Regions from separate parts of the Mus musculus genome. Here region 1 is linked to region 2. The links are chromatin loops, found by intact Hi-C in ENCODE. Cell type or tissue: heart. All regions are shown on one strand. Each heading gives the region's core, and the rest is flanking DNA. Links, peaks and the distances in the headings are about the cores only. Region 1 has its middle 27 kb from the start of Gm36109. Region 2 has its middle 190 kb from the start of Gm36109.

Evidence for each region. A loop is a pair of places that touch in the nucleus more often than their neighbours do. Peaks named below come from ENCODE experiments on the same cell type or tissue, not always from the same donor. Only the 100,000 strongest peaks of a DNase experiment are listed, where the experiment ranks them.
Region 1: a loop joins it to region 2, with 2.6 times the contacts of the local background. A loop is called at or near these places in 4 of 42 quality-filtered maps.

Annotation. Positions count from the first base shown.
Region 1 is chr11:48,767,777-48,776,641 of GRCm38, reverse strand. No RefSeq gene overlaps it. Among named protein-coding and RNA genes, the nearest start is that of Gm36109, 27 kb to the left of the region's middle. In heart, for the core only: CTCF peaks have their summits at 926 (motif pointing right), 1,759 (motif pointing right) and 4,767 (motif pointing left); a DNase peak (open chromatin) is centred at 961.
Region 2 is chr11:48,601,429-48,610,293 of GRCm38, reverse strand. No RefSeq gene overlaps it. Among named protein-coding and RNA genes, the nearest start is that of Gm36109, 190 kb to the left of the region's middle. In heart, for the core only: no CTCF peak of the experiment used is centred there; a DNase peak (open chromatin) is centred at 4,843.

The sequences.
Region 1 (8,865 bases), core at 313-8,312, 170 kb before region 2:
CCCAGCCCTAGCCGCAACTTAGGGCCGTGTTTGGGATCATGGCTATTCAGCAGCAGCACTGGTCAGTGTTGATGTCCGTGGCTTCTATTACCACTAGAGAACATGGGGATGTTCCTGGTTGGGGTAGCTGCGGGGGACCACAGGGGCTGTGCAGAACTGGCTCTGCCCCTTGCTGGCTTTGGCTCTTTGGAGAGCCGGCCCTTCGCTCATGTAACGCACAGTGGAGCTGACCCTGGTGGTGCAGGCGTGGGTGAGCCATTCCGGAGGGCGTAAAAGCAAGAGAGCTGACCCTGCCTCCTGCTGATGGTGGCATTGGGTGGCCTAGCCAGAGCTGTGTTGGAGAACTTGTCCTGGTGGTGTGTATAAGGGAAAGTTGGTGTGCCTGCCAGCTCAGCTGCCACCCAGGCCCGGATCCAGGGCTCCGAGTTGGCCCACTGCAAAATCTAAACCATCAGTGTAAGGTTGGTATGAATGAAAGGGCCAGTCTTGCTGATCCAAAGGTGCAGGATCTCCGTGACTCAGGGCAACAATAGGATAACAGACTGATGATGTCACAGAAGCCAGAGACCTCGATGAACATTTGCAAGTGAAGATGTGTGGACAGAGGGATAGACTGTGTGACACAGTGTGACACACTACAGCTTCCACAATAAGCTGTTTTCCATGCTTTGTCTTGCTTATTATTTATTTATTTTTAAAAATTATTTCCTTCTGTTAGGGAGGTTTCAAGGGTGGAGGCGCACGGTGTGAAATTCACAAAGAATCAATAAATCAAAAAAAGTTAAAAAACCAAACCAAAACAAACCAAAACAAAAAACCAAAAAAAAAAAAAAAAAAAAAATCCCCACAACGACATAGCAACAGCTGGTTGGGTTCAGGGTCTTGAGTAATTTTTGGAGTGGGAGAGTCAGCTTTCCAAATCTTTTCCTGCAGGTGGCAGTGTTGGGACGAGAATCAAATAGAACACCAGGACAAGAATACCTGTCCCAATTTCCTTTCCCCCGGGACCAGGGGAAGCAGTGTCGGAAGGGAGGGAGCTCTGTGGTGTTTCACTGTAAGGTTTTAAGGTATTTAGCGGTTCTGTTTTTCCTTTTAGTATCGCCATGGGCGATTGGATGAAGGATATGTCTTCCTTTACTGTTTCAGCAGTGACTTGAAATGACAGGAATTACTAGATACATTAACTTCAGACTGCAGAAATGCTTTAATTTTCAAAGTTCTCTCCTAGTTAAAGAAATTGCATGCTTGTATTTCCTCTCAAGAGGAGACTGCTTTTTCTGCAATTTGGATACCTTTAGGATCAATCTATATTTTCAAGGCAAAATCAATTAGGGAGAAAGGATTTGAATCAACCTTAGGCTGTGTCCTGCTGATTGACTGGCGTGTGTGAGTGTGTATGTGAGTGTGTGTGTGTGAGAGAGTGTGTAATGGTGCACACATGGAGGTCACGGGGAAACCTTCAGTAGTTAGTTCTTACCAACATGGGTCTCGGGGATCCACTGAGCTATCTCACAGGTCCAGCCTTGCATTCTTATTATATACGTGTGTATGTGGTGTATGTGTCGGTGTGTGTGTGTGTGTGTGTGTGTGTGTGTGTGTGTGTGTGTGTGCTTATGAGTGCTGATGCCTTCAGAGGTCAGAGGTGTTGGATCCCTGGAGCTGGATTTAACAAACTCAGGTCCTCTGAAGAGCTGTGAACCACTGAGAATCTTCCCAACGCCAGCTGAGCATTCTAAAATGAACCAGTAGGTGGCGCTCACTTATTTCGTATTTATATTAAATTAGCGTTCAATTGTGCCTGGCCTTCTGTGATACGGAGTTTTCATTGATAAAAACACTCTCTATGGCCCTAGTCAAATGTAACTCACGCTTTTGTATATAAAGGAAGGATCTGGGTTCCTTGCTTGTCAATGTAAACTTCTGGGTCCCACGGCTGTTGGGATCCACTAGGTCTTGCTAGTTCCAGAAATGTGCTGTTCAAGCGAGCACTTCCAGGTGATCACGTGGAACAGCACAGCGCAGAACTTTCTGAGTGAGGAATGCGGTTGTGGTGCCATGTTTTAAGATGGATTAATAGCCACTGCTTACTGGGACCTCATTATTTACTGAGCTCGGTGCTAGTGTTTTATTAACATGCAATTCTTCACACCATGAGGCAAATGTGTTGTTTTACCTCTTTACATGAGGAGAAAGTAAAGCACGCAGGCTTCAAGTAATTGTCACGGAGTCACGTAAATATTACAGCATGTAAATATTACCACTGTGATTTAAATTAGGTTTCCACAGTGGCTGGGTCTGCATTCTTAACAAATGCACAGATGGGCTTTGGGGTCTCTCCAGCTAATCCATTTCATGTGTGAAAAGGTCTTAAGGCTCTGTGGAGTGAGCCAAGCTTCAGGCCAGGTTTCTTTTCTTTCTTTTTTTTTTTTTTAAAGAAAGAAGGGGTGGGGTCAACCCCTTTAATCCATCAGGCCTTTGTTTTGTTTGTTTTTTTTTTTTTTTAGATTTATTTATTTATTATATGTAAGTACACTGTAGCTGTCTTCAGACACTCCAGAAGAGGGAGTTAGATCTTGTTACAGATGGTTGTGAGCCACCATGTGGTTGCTGGGATTTGAACTCTGGACCTTCGGAAGAGCAGTCAGGTGCTCTTACCCACTGAGCCACCTCACCAGCCCCCCAGGCCAGATTTCTTCAGGGGCCTGAGCTACACAGTACGGAGTCACAGCAATAACACTGGAGAAGGGGACGGCAGCCTTTATTCCAGCCCTTGTATATTCTTTACCAGAAGTATGAGACAGCGCCTGTCTCCCTACCAATTTTGTTATAGAAAGCAAGGTTCGGAGCCTAGAGTGTTCTCTGAGTACAGTCTTCTGAATGACTTGGAGAGTTAGGCTTGGAGCTGCATGGCTGCCTGTGACGCCAGCTCAGGAGTCTGAGGTCAGCTTGGACTGGACAGGACGACTCTCACTCAAATTTACCCTATTCCCTGACCTAGTCAGGCCGTCCAGTATTGGGGCTCAGGAGACTTCCACTTTAACAAATGCCCCAATGATCCGTCTCCATGTTGGAGAAATGGTGGACCAGAGGCACTCCGTGTTGTCAGCACAGACACAGACACCATGGGCTTGAGCTTTGGAGGTCTGTCTTCCCCTGGTGAGTGCCTCAACTGGGAGTTACGTGATGAAAACACAGCTTCAAGCAGGAGCTGTAAACAGACAAGGAACAGGAAAGAGCTCCTGTGTGTGTGTGTGTGTGTATGTGTGTGTATATGTGTGTGTGTATGTGTGTGTGTATGTGTGTGTGCATGTGTGTGTGTATGTGTGTGTATATGTGTGTGTGTATGTGTGTGTGTATGTGTGTGTGTGTATGTGTGTGTGTATGTGTGTGTGTGTGTGTGTGTGTGTGTGAGAGAGAGAGAGAGAGACAGAGACTCTTGCTTGCTGAAGAACTGATACCTGTTAAGCATGTAGCCCAGGCTATATGACCTCTCCAGGGCGGGGTTACAGATTCGCACCAAGTACCTGGCTTGAGCACTTTTTAATGTAAGAGACTGTTGCGGATCCCACTTTCAGTTTAACTTTACATGCTCAGGAACTAAAACCTATTATTCTTTAAAACAATCTTCAAATACTTCTTTCATTTTCAGAGTGATGATAGACTTAAACTTGTTGCTAAGTGGATCACATTGAGGAAGTGTTAGCATTTCCTCTAGGCTCTGCCCAACAGTGACCTGCAGTTAACTGCTAGAAACAGACAGGTACAAGCTAGCCATTGAGCTTATAAAATGGACGTTTCTCTCCTCCCTCCCCCTTTCCCTCTCCCTTTCCCTCTCCTTCCTCTCTCTGTGTCCCTGGCTGGTCTCTTCCCCTCTTTATCTCTTCCTCTCGCCTCTCTCTTTCTGTCCTTCTCTGCCCTCCTCCCTCCTCTCCCTCTACCCCCTTCCCAGGATCCAAATAAACTCCCTTTTATATTAGGCTTGACATATGACTGTTCAGGGTGACACCTTGGTAGGGCCCAGCAAGGACCTCCCTCCCTGACCCCTCAGGCTGCTGGTTTATAATATACAACAGGAAGCATGTTAGAAAGCTCAGTAATGATTATCTAGTGAACATGCCCCCAAAGTCCTTCCAGATAAAAAGGATATTCACAGCAACCCAAAGAGCCCTTCCTGATCTCACTCAGTTATGACTCCTTTCCCACTCCTCAAATGTAACTGTTGCTGTTGTTGTTATTGAGACAGGATCTCAATGTAACTCTGGTTATTCTGGATCTTTCTATGTAGACAAGGTCTGCCTGGAACTCATTGAGACTTTTCTGCCTCCAGCTTGTTGGGATTAAATAAATGTACAACATGCCACACTGTACCTCGTATGTTAATCTCTAATAGAAGGTGATTTAAAAAAAGATAGGCAGCTTTTGTTTTGTTCAACTTCATATAATTCTTTGGGCCCCCATTATATGCCTGCTGCTGGGAATATAGAGTGAAAACTCTCTCTGCCCAGTGGAGTCCGTTATTGACAGGAAAGGCAAGACTGAAAATCAGTCGTAAAAAGTGGTGATTGTGCTGTGTGCTACAAACTTGGAAGGACAGGAGGCTGGGCACAGTTGTTTCCTTAAAGAGGTACAAAGAGGGCTGGAGAGATGGCTCAGTAGTTAAGAGCACATACTGCTCTTGCAAAGGACCAGTATTTAGTTTCTAAATCTCACATCTGGTGGCTCCTAACCACTTGCAACTCTAGGTCTAAGAGGATCCACTGCCCTCTGCTGGCCTCCGTGGGCACTGCCCCATAATTAAAAAAAAACAAAACAAAAAACCAAACATCTTTAAAATAGCAAGAGACACAATGAGAGTAAAAGAGTAAAGACGAATATAGGACCCAATAAAGAGCTATATCCACTTAAAGGGACTTGTTTTTATAGTATGAACAACAGTGTGGGGCATTGGGCTATTCACAGACAGGCTGGTCTCCAGTTGAGCTGAGATCTGAACCCCGGAATGGTGATAATTCATCTACATGACACAGTGGGCATTCCCTCATGCTCCTGGAACTCTGGCTCCTGCCCAAGGTACCACCCCCCACAGCCCCCACAAGAGAAGCATGACTAGAAGTCACGTATGCAATGGCCCAAGCTTCTGACCTTCAGGCTAAACTCCTCTCCAGTTACCTAGCAACAGTAAAATAAGACAGCATACTTTAAAAGGGGCTGTTTGGCCTCTCCTTGCTCTCTCACTTCTCTCACTCCTCTCTTCTCTCTCTTTGTCTTCTTTCCTCTCTCACTCCTCTCTCTTCTCTTTTTGTCTTCTCCTCTCCTCTCCTCTCCTCTCCTCTCCTCTCCTCTCCTCTCCTCTCCTCTCACTCTTACTCTCTCTCTCTAGCCTTTCCCCCTCTCTCTTTTCTACCTTCTCTCTTTTTCCCTGCCTTTCTATAAAAGAGCTCTAAAACCTTAGAGTGTCTCTGCTCATCAAGGCCCACTGAGCTTGGAGGATGGGACAGGCTTTCTCCTAATGAGCCATTTCTAATCTCCCATTAGAAGGCCTTCCTGTGCTCCAGTTAGATCCACTGCACTCACTCTTGCCGGTGTGGGAACCTCTCATCTCTCTTCCATGTCTCCCATAACCCCGGGGCTTTAGAGAGTAGCTCTGGGGCTCCCAGGTTGGGCAGCCCCTTGTCCACCCCCTGAAGAGTGGGTCAGAGGCTTGGATGCCCACCCGGGGTTGAGTGGAAAGAGTCTGGCAGCCCTCCCACCACACCTGCCTGTCCAGAGCAAAAGTGGAACTCTGGCGGGGCGTGGGCCTTTTCCTCCCTCTCTTTTCCAGGGCCCCCTTTTTAGTTCCCACACAACAGGACCATGTTACTCCTCCACAAAGGTAGTATGGTATACACATGACCTTTGGAGAGGACTGGGCTTAAACGATCCATATAGTGGTCTGGCTAAGTCCAAGTGGAAAGACATGTGACATGTCCTGCAGACATTATAAAATAAAGCGGATCTGTTTATCTCTAAATGATGAAGGAAAATTAGATATTTTCCATGCATTTTGTCTTAATTAGCAGAAAGGTTGGGACAACAACTTTAGCTTATTAAAAGGGATTTCATTTACACTTGTGGTTTTAAAACAGGAAATGTTTTTGGAGTTCAGTGAGTATCCAGACAGATTTCAAAGCAGGAGAAGGTGACACTAGGTGACATTAACAGTTTTTTTTTTTAAAGATTTGTTTATTTATTATATATAAGCACACTGTAGTTGTCTTCAGACACTCCAGAAGAGGGCATCAGATCTCATTAAAGATGGTTGTGAGCCACCATGTGGTTGGTGGGATTTGAACTCATGACCTCTGGAAGAGCAGTCAGTGAGCACTCTTAACTACTGAGCCACCTCTCCAGCCAACATTAACAAATTTTGGGGTGAGCTTCTGAACTTGGCCCATATATATATTTGGTTTTTCGAGACAGGGTTTCTCTGTATAGCCCTGGCTGTCCTGGAACTCACTTTGTAGACCAGGCTGGCCTTGAACTCAGAAATCCGCCTGCCTCTGCCTCCCAAGTGCTGGGATTAAAGGCATGGGCCATCACGCCCAGCTGGTCATTTATATTTTTATGAACATCTACACTTTTTTTTTCCCTTCTAAGATAGGGTCTCCTGGAGTCCAGGCTGGCTTTGAACTCATTATGTAGCCAAGGATGACCTTGAACTTCTGCCCTTCCTGCCTCTTCCCACTGTGCTAGAATTCTAGGTGTGTGTTACTGCACTTGGTCTGTGTGGTGCTAGGATTGCGCCCAGGGCTTTGTGCTTGCCAGGCAAACTCTATCAATTAAACTTCACCCCAGCCCCAGGCAGTATTCTTACACTAGCCTACTATGAATCCCTTAAATGTATAATTTAGAATATGTCGGTTATAATGTTGTAGGTTCATTTGAACGAAAGAGGAAATATTGGTGGGTGAACTATACTTGTGCACTAAAATAAAGCGTTTTAAATATTTTTCCATTAGAAACTTGAATGAATGATCATCTTTCACTTATGGCCTAAGAAGACTCATAAAAAATTCACTTTGGAAAGCAGGGGATGACAATATTACTGTCAAAGAAAGTAGAATTTAAGGAAAGAGAGTCACATGAATCCAAGAGTGTTCTTTAATGTACACGAGGAAGAACAGATTCTGGAGCTAATTTGAGAAAATGTCTAAACCCCTTGAAGATCAGCTTCATAAATCCTGAGAGTCCGAGGTGCGCTCAAGGGTAGGGACTGCTGATGTTGACCACGTAAGCCTTGCTTGCCATGGTACCTCCCTCACCTCTCTCCAAAACCCATGCTCTTTGCAGTGTGACTCTGCAGGGTGAGGCTCTGAACCTACATTGATTTTTGTGGCGTCTTTAGCAAACAAAATGTATTACAGATGATTATTGCTCGTTCCCAGCCAAGGCAAGACTGAGAAAATAGGCATCATTGGCTAAAAGTGAACAGTCACTTTTGTTATGTTTACTTCCTTATTTTGTGTAAAAGTATGTGGGCATGTGTTTATGTGTGTGTGTATGTATGTGTGTGTGTGAGTGTGTGTGTGTGTGAGAGAGAGAGAGAGAGACAGAGAGAGAGAGAGAGAGACAGAGAGAGAGAGACAGAGAGAGAGAGACAGACACAGAGACAGACACAGACAGACACAGAGACAGAGAGGCAGAGATGGTGGAGAGAGACAGAGATGGAGAGAGACAGAGCCACAGGCAGAGACAGAGAGGCAGAGGACAGCTGTTTGGAGTTGGTGCTTTCCTTCCACCACATGAGTTCGAAGGATTGAACTCAGGTCATCGGGCTTGGCAGCAAGTGCCTTAACCCACTGAGCCATCTTGCTGGCTCAACAGTCACTCTTTTGGTCAAAATAAAGAGATGTTTGGCACTTTATGGGTAGCACAATAACCTTACAGTTGTCTGCTTAGACAAAATTATAATGTGACTAACGTCATCTTATTTATTTGTTGTTTAATTATCTATCTATCTATCTATCTATCTATCTATCTATCTATCTATCATCTGTCTTCTCTCTCTCTGAGGTCTCTTGAAGCTCAGAATGGCCTCAAGCTTTCCATGTGGTTGTGGAGGACTTTGAACCCCTGATCTTCCTGCTTTCACTTCCCAAGTGCCGGGATTGCAGGCTGCCACCACCATAACTGTGTGCTTCATCTCTTTTAGTTGTTTGACGTTGTCTTTCTGAGACTTTTTTTTTTAAGATTTATTTATTTTATGTATGTGAGTACATTGTAGTTGTACAGAGAGCTGTGAGCCTTCATGTGGTTGTTGGGAATTGAATTTTAGGACCTCTGCTGTCTCTGGTCAACTCGTCTTGCTCAGTCTCTGTTCGCGCTGGTTCAAAGACTTATTTATTATTATACATAAGTACACTGTAGCTGTCTTCTGACACACTAGAAGAGGGCATCAGATCTCATTACGGATGGTTGTGAGCCACCATGTGGTTTCAGGAATTTGAACTCAGGACCTTCAGAAGAGCAGTCTATGCTCTTGTCCACTGAGCCATCTCACCAGCCCCTGAGATGGTTTTTGTCCAACAGAGAACTTCACGGCTGTGCTTGTGAACACCTGGGCAGCTCCCAAATGCCAGGGTCTTCTTTCTCCCACCTTTCATGTACAGGTTAGGGGACCTGCAGGGTATTGGTGAGAAAGCTGATTTGTTTTATCTGCCATGGGTATAATCATACTTGCTGTCTGTCTGGTGTTTTCCACTAGGGTCAGGCAATGCCTAATATTCACTATTTTTTTTTAACCATACAATTTTTATTGATTATTTGGAATTTCACATAATCTATCCCCATCATCCTTGTTTCCCAGTCTTCCCAGGTCTGCCGATC
Region 2 (8,865 bases), core at 264-8,263:
ACCTAGAAAGAGAAAGTCTTAGGGAGACCTTGCAGAGCAGAAGTGAGGACTCAAAATTGGTGTCGTGTCTTCTGTGACTCTTCCTTCTTCCTTATCGGAATAAAAGTGAGTATAGAACACCACAATGTGAACTCTAACTAAAAAATTACATTTCCCAAAAAGAACCAATGATCTGTGATGGTTAATTTTTATGTGCGAACTTGACTGGGCCACATCAAGTATTGTCTGGATATGTTGGCCAAGGGTGTTTTTTTAGATAAGACTAGCATTTGAATTGGTGAATTCAGAGAATTAGACCACCCTTCCCAGCATGGATGGGAATCATTCATTCCACTAAGTGCTAAATATAATACAAAGTTGAAGGAAGGATTCACCTCTTCCTGCTTGACTGCTTTGGCCAGACATTGGTTTTGCTCTACCCTTGCACTGCGATTAGCATCATTGCTCCTGTAACCTTCAGACTTAAACTAAATAACATCTCTCCACTTCTTGGCTCTTTAGCTTGTGGCCAGCAGATCACTAGATTTCTGAACTTCTACGAGCCAATTTTCCATGATCATATATATATATGTTTATGATGAGGTTATGTGTTCAAAAACTTCATAAATTGAAAATACTGTAAATAAAAATGTTTATATACATGCAATCTATATGGACTACTTTTCTCATTGCTGTGCACCGACAGTTGACACAAAGCAACTTAAGGGAGGAAAGGTGTATTTTGGCTCCTGGTTCAGGTGTACAGGACAGCACAGTTAGGAAGTCATGGTAGGAGGACCAGCTCCCATCTGTGGTGGCCAGAGGCTGCTTGCTCATTTTATTAGATCAGAAGCCAGAGACAAAGGCACATTGGTGCTTTAATTGCTTTCCCTTTTTTGCCTTGTTTATTTGGTTTGAGACCTGGCTTGTTGGATGGTACCTTCCATATCCAGCATGTCTTTCCCATTAGTTAATTCTCTTTGGTATAGTCTTCACTTTTCTGCCCAAATATGTGCTTTTCTAATGCCATAGGCATTTCTTAATACAACCAAGCTAACAAAATTCACCATCACATAATGTATGATACAGCTTCTTTCAAACTGAGGTATAATTATTTCATCACGATTATTACTATTATTATACATGTGTGTGTTTGCATGGCTGTGAGTGCCATAGCATGTGTGTGTGTGTGCATATGTGTGCATGTCCTCATGAATAGGTCAGAGGACAGTGTTTGTGAGCCAGTTCTCTCCTTCCACTATGGGTTTCAGTGACCAACTCAGGTTTTCAGGCATGCATGAGAAGCACTTACCCCCTGAGTCATCTTTACATCTCCAATGCAACCTCTAAAAATGATTAAATTGTGGGTTATGACCCCATGTCAATCTTGTAAATGAATGTGGGGGTTGTAAAAAGTTTGGCATGAGTAAAAGGTTTCTGAATGTACAACCACCGAAAATTAAATAAAAAATCAAATGTGTAACTAATCTGGGCTGTTTCTGGGAGTGCTTGTCTATGCTGTATCCTGTGAGTTCACTACAGCCTCCATTCTGAATACAGCATGTACATTTTGCATTGCACATGGCATCATGCCACACAATGCCAAAAAGTGTTGCCCAAAATACCTCAGTACAGATTTGAGGCTACTGTATGTTACAAATCGTTTTTACTGTGCATACAGTGTTGCCTGCTGTACTATGGAAAGCAAAGTTTTAAACGATGGATTTTCCACTGTCATTTCTCAGCATATAAATATCAAAGTAATATATCTTTAGATTGTATTGTGTTAGAAGGTTTGACTTCAAAAAGTTATTTGAGTTGAGTTTTACAATATACACAAATCACTGCAGATGTGATGATTTTGAACTCTGGCTTGAGATTAGAACAGAAAATGTCTACAATTTCTGAAATGGTGATAAATATACCTCTATGATTTTGTACCATGTATTTATGGGAAATAGTGTTTTCAGCATTATTATAAAATTAAATTATTGAACAGACCTGAAAAATGCTGACAATGGTCTGTGTCTATTAACCAACTATTTAGCCAAGAGTTAAATTTTTGTGTAAAAATATACAAGCACCTTCATCCCATTGGTAAGAACATTTACTTTCATTATTAATAGATGATAAAGTTAATGTATGTTAAAGAATTGCTTTAAAATAAATTAATGCTTTGTTTAGTGTTTGATTTATAATATATATGGAAAATAATAGCAAGTGGGACATTTAAGTAGCCCTGATCCAAGGACTATGCTGTTTTATTAACAGAGAACATGGTAGAGTCGTGGTCCTTTATCCTCACTGTTTTGTGATTGACAGAGAGCAGCTCAATGCTGCCCACCATCCTGAGAGCATTGTAACAGTGCTTATTTCTAGTTTAGGCAAACACCAAAATTCAAGTATGCTTTCTATGTATGCGTGCCACTTTTATAGCATGATAAAGCTGAAAAATTGTCATTTGACCCTTTATAAGCTGAGGGACCATTGGCTCTATAAGTTTTCTTGGGAAACACTGAAAAGTAAGAAAGAGAATGAGATGCCTTTAATAAGAGACATTTTCATTAGTGTTCAGAAAAATCATTTCATAATGTCAACAGTGACAGTATAATAGGGTTCTGAAGTCTCTTGTCTTTTTTCCTTAGGCCTGCCATCGCCTTCTGACAGCTCTAGGTAGAAGCTTCTATTGAAAGAGCAAGTCCAAAGACAAGCAAGTTCTTTTTCTCTTGGGGTGAGTCCAGTGAGTTGTGAAATTCCTAGCCCTCTGGCTTCCTTATTCCTGGCTGTATAGTGAGGTCATCCAGCAGGTGAGTGTGTAGAGCCTGCCTTCTGGGTTCACTGGTCCCCCTACAGTTTAATAGTTAATCTTATCACATTTCAATGCTAACTCTGTGGGACTCCAGGAGGTGAGAAACCCCAAGAACCTAGGGCATGGGCATTTAGATTTACCTTCCTGCTCCTCATATCATAGTTTGAGCTCTAGCACCCACATGCCAGCTCACAACCATTTGCAACTCCAGTTCCAGGGGATGGGACACCCTCTTCTGGCCTCTTTGGGCACTGAGCATGCATGGGGTGGACACACATACACTTATACATTCGGGCAAACCACCCACAAGTAAAATGAAAAAAAAAAGCTGGTATTGGGGGATGCTCTTGTAATCCCAATGCTGAGAGATAAGAGACAGGCTGATCCTTGGGCTTCACTGGTTAGCAGACCAAGGCAAACTGGTGAGTTCCCACTAAAAGTGAGAGCAAGGTGAAGGATAACTGAGGGAGACACTTAAGACAGACTTCTAGATTTCTGCCTTCCTGTCTGTTCTCTTTGTCTCTCTGTCTCTGTCTCATATATATATATTTATAACAGGCTATCCATGAGGGCCAAGTTAGCCAATGATGTTTTAAAGAAAGGCACAAAGAGAGTTGTCTACAGCTGTAAGTTGGCATGTGTGTTATGTGTGCTGTGGAGTGGAAAGATGTCAAGGCATCCCTTTTATTTTCTGCTTATTTTTGCTCTTCAGACACAAATACTTGTCGGCTTCTAATCAATGCTGCCTTTTTTGAAGGGGTTTCAACAGAGACAAGCTTTCCTCTCTGCTCCTGTCAAGGCAATGGGCCCCTATTGAGGCACTCATTCTAATTTACCTAACCGAGGGCATTTTCCTTCCGCAAGCTTATTGTTTTGATGTGTGCTGCAGATTTGTCATGATTAAGGTATCCTCTCTGTTTTTAAGATAAAGACTGACCTTGTCTTTCTTGAGGTGAATGACTGATGGAAGCAATGTACATCTTTTTAACCACCCAGTCGGGTTAATTGGATGCTTTCTATTCAGGGACCTACATGTTCTGATTTAACATCAAAATCTCTGTAAAAGGCTTGATGCTGGAAAGATTAAATCTCGGACTAACCAGTGGACACAAGAGACGGGGAGATAGATTTTTTAAATTGACTCATTATAATATAGAGTGGTGTGATAGTGAGAAACAGGAGTGGGATGGGCCTCTCACACTAGAGATGTTCATACAGTGTAGGAGGATCTCTGAGAAGTTATAGGGTTGATTTATTCATCTCAAGACCTTGGGACATATGAGGAACATTTGCATTATTTTCTGGGAATATTTCTATTATTTTAAGCTCACTTTGTTCCAAGGGTCAGGGTATATAAGTATATGATATGTGTGGTCAGACAAAGATTCCTGAGAAATCTCATCCTCTATATTAAAAGTGCTCTCCACCCTGCATTTGTGTATATAGATATGAGTGTGTGAATGTAATACACACACACACACACACACACACACACACATCTCTATCTCTATCTCTATCTCTATCTCTATCTCTATCTCTATCTCTATCTCTATCTCTATCTCTATCTCTATCTCTATCTATCTATCTATCTATCTATCTATCTATCTATCTATCTATCTATCTATCTGAACACTTGGTTTCCAACTGGAGTTGCTTGAATAGGTCATGGGAACTTGAGGAGGTAGAGCCCCTTCCTATGGGAAGTGTGTCACTTGGAGTAGACTTTTAAGATTAATAGTCTGCCATCCACTTCCTATTCTGTTTTTCTGCTTTCTGTGTGTAGCTAGAAATGCTATCAGCCAGCTTCCCACCCTGGCAGCCATGTTCTGCCTTCCCCATCACAAGGAGGTGAACTCTATCCCTCTGGAACCATAAGCCAAAATAAACGCTTTATTTTTTACATTGCATTTGTCAGGATATTTTATATAGCAACAGAAAAGTAACACATCTGGCTTGTCTAAACCCTCCCTGAGCACACATTGTTCCCAAGAAACTACTTGGAAAGTTCCCAAGGCAGAAGGCAATCAAACTCAAGCAATAACCTTCAGGGAGTAGGTAGGAAGTGTGATGTTTGCTTTCCTTGGCAGTCATTTCTCCCATGTCTGAGAAGGGAAGAGCCCAGGGCTACATTTTCTAAGTGGTCTCAGAAGGGCCTGAGGCTCGCAGCCAAGTAGCTGGTTGTCACTGAAGGCCAAACATTTGGTTTCGAGTTCAGCTCCCGTTTGGAATTCCTTTCCCAGACTTCAAAGTGTGAGACTTCGCTGTTGTGGTTTACTTATTTTCCCTTTATTCTTAGCTGTGTTAGCTTTCTGGCAGGGAGTCAAGGTGTTCTGTGAAGGCTACAGCAGCCCTTAGGTATTTGTAAGACGAGGAAAATGCCAGGAACAAGGTGTGAAGGTGATGTACAGAAATTGGACAGCGGGGAATTTAGTGAGCTTTGTCGTGCTTTCCTTGTCCTTTCTCTTTAGGAACAGAGAAAGTCAGAAGTAATACAATCCATAAATGTTCCTTCCTTCCTTGTTCTCCTCTTCCATCTCTTCTCCTTCTATTTTTCCCATACATCCGTTATCTATCCATCTGTTCATCCATGTACCCACTCATCCAACCATCCATCATCCATGCATGCAATATTTATTACTATATATATATAAAAACCAACCAGGCATCTCTTGTGCTACCAAGATAGATGTTTAGTCCCTGGCTTCTGGAAATGTGTAACTGAGGGAAGAAGACAGCACTGTCATCATCACCACTGAACTTTATGTACTTGGTCCAAACAACCAGGTAAAGAAGGGCTGTTACCTTTGAACAGCATGGGGCTGATGGTCAGGAGAAGGTCCTCAGAGCAGGGTTCCCAAATATATCCTGAAGAGTTAGGAATCACAGAGGGAGGGATGAGATCCAAGGTCACATGAAGGGGGGTTTTGAACATAGACAGAAAAGGATGAACTAAAGATGTACCATTACATAAATGGCTTTGAAAAACATGTAAGACTTTGCAGCTTCTGGAAGCTTCTGCTGACATGTACCAGGTTGTCAGGACCCAGTGTGATTGGTGGTGGACTGTGCAGGGGACTGTCATGTCACTGATATTAAAAAAAATGTCCCCTTTTGCATTTACTTCAGACCAATCCTAGTATTGAGCGCTTTGAGGACCTGACCTCACTGAACCACGTGTGACTATGGCGTATGTGCAATGAGAGAATGTTCTCAGTGATGCCCAGTCACAGCTCTGAATAACGCTGAATCCCAACGTTACCTTTTTATTTCTTTTTCTGCTTACTTCAAGGAGAAAGTTTCAGTTTGAAGCCTGGGTATTTTTAACTTTATTTTTTTTTATATCTTTGCTAATTTTAATATTAATACAGAGAAGGCAGCCTGAGGCCCAGAACCCCCAGTTGCAAAAGGTACTTTATCAGAGTTTAACTGATTTTTAGTTTCATTGACTAAGATGAAAATTTCATACGACTCTTCCTGCTATTGTTATGGTTGCTATCAATCTACGGCTTTCATTTGTGGCAGCAATATAATGCTTCCTGCTAAGTGAAACCATGGATTGATTTAAAGGAAAAATATATTACCTAATTCATAGTTCATGCAGATCTGGCAAGCCTCAGGAAGGACTATGCCTGGAATTATCTCATTCCTTGTAACAACTGTGTGAGTTGAGAATACCCCTTTAATCTAAAGTTTACATTTTAAGAAATCAAGGTGCCTGGGAGTGTGGGGATTTAGGGCAGTTGGTAGACTGCCTGCCTGGTATATGTGAGGTCCTGGATTTGATCCCCAGTGTTGCATAAAACTGGATGTGATAGCCTGCTCCTATAGTCACAGCACCTGGGAAGTGGCAAAGGAAGATGAGAAATTCAGGATTATTTTTTTTAGTTACACAGTGATCATGAGGCCAGACTGAGCTGCAATGTGACCATCTCTCAAAAACCCAAACTCAAATCAAAATAGGTAGATTATAGAGATTTATAACTTGCCTTGCCTATTGTTATTTAGCTAGCAAGCTTCAGAACTTGGCTTTGAACCCAGGACTTTCTGGCCCTATGCCTTTAACCTCGAGGATACACACTTTCATAGATATCAGGTACCTGATAGCTGGTGAAGGTGGGATTCTAGATGACGGAGTTGGAATGGTCTGGTGAAGCCATGCAGGCCAGTATTACACAGTTCAGTCTCCACTCTCTTTTGAATGCATTAAGGATTAATCCTGTTTAGAACATGTGTTACAAATCCACAGTGACAAACTATGGAGCATCTTCGTGGACTGTGGTTCTGAGGTTCTAAATGTCCAATGTTCTAAATGTTCTGTGGGTCCTAGGTTCTAAATGTTCAATCTAGGATACCCACCTGCTTACTGAGACACAGGTGAGTGGTAGGTGAGAAGTTGAGTTCCCCAAAAGACAGAAGTTCCCTTTCTACCCTCCTATTTGGTGGACTCCACTACTACCCACTACAATTGTTAGAATGTTGGCATCTTTGTTGTTTCACATTCCTGCCCCCAGCTGTCTCTCACTTGGTGTCTCCGTCTTTTAAGCTCTCATTCAAATCTCATCTCTGCTATGGTTGTGAGATAATTGCTGTGACTTTTCTTCTAGGATAACGCCGTGGGTTTCTCACCATGTTAGACCGCTTTCCTGTACTATAACAGTGACATGCAGCCATCGATTTATAAAGAAGAAAGGTTTCTTTTGGCTCTTAGTTATGGAGATTGTAGTCAATAATTGCTTGACCTCATTGCTTTGAACCCTGGGCTGAGGGGGCTTGGGTACCAATCCACTAACATCTGAGCCTTTGAGAGACACTGAGGTTTTAATGATGGCGCTCTCCAGATCTGTGACTCACCACCCTGCACCCGTCATCCCTCTTTGACTCTGCTTTCCTCTTCTGGGCCCATCATTTAAATTTCCCCACTGCTCTGGCAATGCTGACCTACCATCATGATTCTCTTACATTTAAGCCTTTGCACAGACTGTTCCTTCTTATTTCTTAAAAAAAAAAAATCAGTCATTCCTTTGATGCAGTCACGAGTCACAAGGCTCTTTGTTTATTTAATATACTCATCTCAGAGTTCTACACGGAGGGGATTGTGATTCCCACTCACTGTGTTAGACCACGGGGCACAGAGAATGGGTAACTCTCTCATGGTCATGCTGTTGGCAAACCACACACAGGGTTCAAAGCTGCAAAGCAGCCGCCGTCACCTTCCATGGCTTGTGACCTTGTGTTTGCATGGGTGATTTTTGCACAGCACATTTGTTAGGTCTCATCTTTAATATTGATTCCTCTTAGAAGTCTTTCTCAGTGCCTCTGGGCTGAGTTAGGATTCTCTTTGTAGCACGTTCCTACAGTATCACCTGCTTCTTCAAGTTAGATATAATTTCTTCCTTGTCTACAGTATCTCTTGCACAGTGAGTGACAGGATGCCATTTCTCCAGTTATAACCTTGACATCAGAGCACATAGTGAACATACTACATGACTGTTGAGTTTGTGCAGCAAGTCTATTTTTCCCTCTCTCTCAGTTTCTGTTCTGACATTTACCTCTGCAATGTCCTCCCTCCCTCCCTTCCCTACACACACTCCCATATCCTTGAGTTTATTTTTTTTTCCTTTGTATGATCTCCTGTATGACTGGCCATATTTTCAAGCATTTCTGCCACTATGGTAAATAGCTGAAACAATCAGTTGTAAAGAGAATTGATTTCTTTTGGCTCACAGTTTTGAAGGTCTCAGTGCACAGCCCGGTGTTCCCCTTGAGTGCACCTGAGCTGAGGCTGTACATCATGTCAGGGTACATGACCAAGAAAAGGTGGACACTCTGCTGAGCTACAGAACAATACAATTAATTTTGAACTAAAATTTGGTCCTTTTTCATAGCTGTTGCTCATCTGGCTCCAGGCAGTCTTTGGATCTGGGAGTGAAGGGTCTTTGTTGGGCTGCTTTAACTTCATAGGATACCTGAGACCAACCCAGTTGGAAGAAGAGTGGTCTCAGATTAGAATAAGTGGTTGTCTTTTGATGCAAGGTCTTCTCTAGATGAATGATTCTGAACTTTGATCCCTGGCTTCT